2 separate regions of the Homo sapiens genome follow, and region 1 is linked to region 2. Evidence: read pairs that join two places in POLR2A ChIA-PET (ENCODE). Cell type or tissue: OCI-LY7. All regions are shown on one strand.

Region 1 (2,500 bases), 230 kb after region 2:
ATCCTCAATAATGTAGCTTCAATAAAAACTTCCTAAACCCTTTCTTTTTTTGTTCCTTTGAGAAAATGAAGCAATTTGCATTTACAGCTTAGTTCCTGTTTCCAAAATATCCCTTTAACTTTTTCTTTTCTCTTTTTATGGTGGGTATAAATAGCACCAAATTGTCAAATCACAGCTATTTTGTGTGCTACCTATACAAATAGGTCTGATTTCTGGCCAGTCATAAAACAATTACTGCTGAATTCCTCTGGCTCTTTGATATCCAGCTTGTCCACCGGGCTTCAAAGCTAGACTCCAGGACTTTTCTTGGGGCACTGCTGAAAAACAACCTCAACAGAAACACAGAAGATAAAATGTTCCCACTCCTATAAACACACAAAGATATAATCCCAGAAGTAAAACAATTCAGCAGCACTGTGGTGGGTTCTTCCCCCTCACGATAATTTAAGAGTACAAGTATTTTAAATTATTTTTTAGCGATATGAATCAATGAGAACTTCTTCCCGCTAACTCGTATGGCTATTTTCTCCATTTTCAAGCCTCCAAAAATTAAGAATTACTTTGCTTTCAGAGAAATTTTCTGATTTACTAAAATAACTTATCCCATGGGAACTTACTGGGATGGAATGAAAGTTCAGCTTCTTAAGCACATAAATAACTATACAGCATAGTATTTATTCAATGTAGCAAAACTCATTCAAGCTAGAAGCTTTCAATAAGGTTAAATGTGGTCAGAATTTCAATAAAGGAATTGTATGTATGGGCAAATTATATGTTTTGACTATAAATTAACAGAACTTTACTCTCACATGGCTTATAAAAAAATCTACATTTGTATATGGGATATGTGGGATGGGCACATAGACACACAAACACCTAACCCATATAGTACACGCATGTGCTCAGGAGTGACAGTCAAACTATTTCCTGTTATCCCACTGCAAAAGCAATACATTTATTACAAGGAAGTAAATGTTAAGTCCTCATAGAGACACTTAGAATTTGGCATCTTGGAGGAGTGGCAAATGTAACATGATTATCAAATCTCCTACTGCCAGGCTCTTGTAACAATGTTTTATTAAGTTTGATACACACACACACACACACACACACACACACACACACAGCATATGCACACATATATTTATTTATCTCCACCTAAAAAGAGAAAGACATGTCACTTTTTAATTCCTCCTGCCAATGGCATCATGCCAAATCAATTTTTCCTTAACCCAGTATTTTTGGCAGCTTTATCATAATATGCCATAATTCCACAAATTCAGTAGTTGGCTAACATGTGGCTCTGAATTAAAAGTAGATATGATATAGTCTCCCTCTATATATGAAAGATCATTTTTAGATATATACATAAAATAAAGACTACCTTTGCACCTAAAATCTGCCTCTAATTTCTCCTTCTCACTTTCTCTTTACCATTAGCAAGAATCAAGCACTTTTGAAACATTAATCCAGATCTGATTTTGGCAGTCTTCTATAATCTTATCCAAGAAACCACTTGGACATATTTATCCAAAGACATATAGCCACATTGTTTTTCAAAATCTATATAATAAGCCAACTCTTATAAGTATATAGGTTAGCCTTCTATTTATAACCAGAAAACTTAGAGCCACCTGTTTCAGCTCTGATCTCAAGAACACCACTTTTACCTCTTAGGTCAAATCTGGCACCCGCAACTTAGTACTAAATTTCCTCAAAATAATGTGATTATGTAATCTCTCAAATTTCATTATGTTTTTTCCTCTGAATTTTGTTAACTAAGGCCAAATGCATTAACATACAACAAAATTCTCAATGTGAGTGATAAAAATGCATTAAAAGTAACCCTTAATCTATGCTATTAACTGATTTTATTCTATTTTGGCACGTTTGAAGTAACTCATCTAAGGATTAGTTAGGCTTTTCTACACTTCTTTTTATCAGGACTCTACCATTCTTGATTTAGTTTTGAGAGAAAAGGGTTTGCAAAAACTATAATAATCTCACAGCTGGAGATGGCTGGAAAGTCCGTTAGTACTCATTGTGCCCTTAATTTGCAGGAAGCCTTTGTGCTCTTCTACTCCTCGTTTTACATGCTGAGCAGTTTTCACTGATAAAGTACTTATAGACCAGTTATTTTAGATTAATGAAAAGCCCACTAAAATTTTATGTACAGTGGCTGTGAACTTTCTCTTTAAAATACTGAAATTTATCTTGAGAGTCTTGATTACATGAAAATCTTAACCCTGGTAATTTGCCTCAATAGTTTTCATGTGAATAGGCAAAGGCAGTCTTAAAATTGTTTAAGAAGTATTATTTTCAAACACAGAAGGTATCCAAAATTTCAGGCTATGAATTCAGATTGAATGGCTGAAGCCTCAGGGCAAACACACTGATTTAATCACGTAGCAGTGGGTTTCAAAATCTTGCCCTCTTAAGACTTAACAATAAAGTATTTCCCTGCCCTTTAAATCTATAGCAATAACGCAAACACATTATA
Region 2 (2,500 bases):
GGTTTGAAAGAATTGAGTCCAATTCTAAAAGATCTACTGCACTATCAAACAACCTCACATGCTACAGATAAATCTTTTGCAAAAGTCAGTCAGTCCATGCAGCAAACTGCATTGTCTTATTTTCTTTCTTTCTTTTCTCTTTTAGACGGAGTCTCACTCTGTCACAAAGGCTGGAGTGCAGTGGCACCATCTCGGCTCACTGCAAGTTCGTTCACGCCATTCTCCTGCCTCAGCCTCCTGAGTAGCTGGGACTACAGGCACCCGCCACCACGCCCGGCTAATTTTTTTTTTTTTTTTTTTTTTTTTTTGTATTTTTAGTAGAGACGGGGTTTCACTGTGTTAGCCAGGATGGTCTCGATCTCCTGACCTCGTGATCCACCCGCCTTGGCCTCCCAAAGTGCTGGGATTACAGGCATGAGCCACCACGCCTGGCCTGCATTGTCTTATTTTCAAAAATTGCCACAGCCACTCATATCTTCAGCACTCCAATCGATAAGTAGTCATCAGCATCTGGGCGAGAACTTCTACCAGCAAAAAGACTATGACTAGCTGAAGGCCAAGAAAATTGTAAGCATTTCTGGCAACAAGGTATATTTTAATAAGGTAATATATACTGTCACACTTAATAGATTACCATATAGCATAAATATAACTTTTATATGCACTGGGAAACCAAAAACTTCACATGCCTAATTTTATTGTGCTATTTGCTTTATTACAATTGTCTGGAACCTAACCTGCAGTGTCTCGAAGGTATGCCTACATATGCTGAAGTATCTTAATTCTACTGCTTGATAGTATATTTTGGTGAAGATTGCTTAAACATTAGTTTGCTCATAGAGTGAGGGCACTGAACCTCATACAGAAGTGATTACCTTAAATTGATATAATAAAGTAAAAACACCTAGCACACTGCTGTTCTAATGGCAGCTAATCAACATTTGATTGCTACTATCATTTACAATAGGTCACATACTCCTCTACTGCCTAATACAAGATATATCTTTACTACCAAAACAATGGGCCTACCAGGATTTGCAATACAATCTTCAACATTAAATGGCTATGCAAAATCATTTTGTAATGGATTTTCTACAGAGTATTACTTTTGTCCAAGACAAGTAAGAAAAACCACATGTTTACAACTAGAAGTGTTTCAAAAGCGAGCACCTGTCAAGGTAGATCACAGGGGAGGCCTGCATAAGCTGGCACTGATCCTGTACTAAGAGCATACTTCCTCTTTAGGTAACAGATGTCAAAAGTAGTTCTGTCTTTTCTAATTGGCAACTATATTTATGAACAGAATTTTGGTGACTTGATCTTTAAAGCAATCAAAATAAAAATAGTGAAAAGGGAAAGAGTACAGTATAACTAGTTAAACAGAAATGATTTCAGACACATTGCTACACTTTTCATAAAATGTAACCTCATTAGTTACATTACGAAAATGTAACTTTTCATAAAATGTAAACCTCACCTAGAAAAAGAACACCTAGAGCCTGCTATAAAGATTATCTCTTCTTTCACAAATATCCAGAAAGACTGTGGATGAATACTAATGAAAGAAGAAAACACAAATATAGGACACTTTATTTACTTCTCTGTTCAATTTTCATTATGCCTGACTGAAGTATTAGGTTCTTCTCACAGTTTTGGTCCTTCTTTCATTAAAAAAAAAAATCACCTTACACATTATATAGCTTTTCTTTTTGCTTAACATAAAAAAAAAAACCACTTAAAAGTCCACCTCATTTAGTTTCTCCTCTGTAGGAAACTGAAAATAATCCACTCAATTTTTAAATGTACATTTAAAAAAATAACATAACAAGCTAGGTGCAGCGGCACATGCCTGTAATCCCAGCACTTTGGGAGGCCAAGGCAGGAAGATTGTTTGAAGCCAGGAGTTCAAGACCAGCCTGGGCAACACAGTGAGATCCCCATCTCTACAAAAAATAAAAATATTAGCCAGGCTTGGTGAAGTGTCCCTGTAGTCCCAACTACTTGGGAGGCTGAGGCAGGAGGATCCCCTGAGCCCAGGAGTTTGAGGCTGCAGTGAGCTACGGCTATGCCACTGCACTCCAGTTTGGGTGACAAGACAAGTCTCTGTCTCAAAATAAAATACATAACATCCATGCCAAACAATTGTGGAAAAATGCTTTCCATTAGATGAGTGAAATCTATGTTACCAATTCCCATTAATGGGTAAAATATTGAGATAGCTATGCCAATAAAAGGTAAGGCCAAATTTAAACAAAGAAGTATTGAAAAGTGATAAAACAATATTCTACTTATGTTAACCTAACAATCTATGCACTAGCGAATTATTAAAAGCCAGAATCAAGAGAAATTTTATTATCATTTGGTTTTACATTAGTAACTGCTTCAAAAACATGCTAAAAGAACAAAACTTTGTTATATAAAAAGATATATAAAAATGAGATTGAACAAACATCAGTAACTCTAACCTCATAATGTATTTTTGTGTAGCTCTATCATATTC

Evidence for each region. Peaks named below come from ENCODE experiments on the same cell type or tissue, not always from the same donor. Only the 100,000 strongest peaks of a DNase experiment are listed, where the experiment ranks them.
Region 1: POLR2A ChIA-PET joins it to region 2 with 7 read pairs; 2 of 35 experiments call an interaction of 5 or more read pairs at or near these places.

What each region holds. Positions count from the first base shown.
Region 1 is chr9:20,601,673-20,604,172 of GRCh38, forward strand. The region is part of intron 2 of MLLT3 (MLLT3 super elongation complex subunit); the gene reads right to left. Among named protein-coding and RNA genes, the nearest start is that of MLLT3, 20 kb to the right of the region's middle. In OCI-LY7, no CTCF peak of the experiment used is centred here; no DNase peak of the experiment used is centred here.
Region 2 is chr9:20,372,274-20,374,773 of GRCh38, forward strand. The region is part of intron 5 of MLLT3 (MLLT3 super elongation complex subunit); the gene reads right to left. Among named protein-coding and RNA genes, the nearest start is that of MIR4473, 38 kb to the right of the region's middle. In OCI-LY7, no CTCF peak of the experiment used is centred here; a DNase peak (open chromatin) is centred at 1,178; H3K27ac peaks cover 2,133 bases.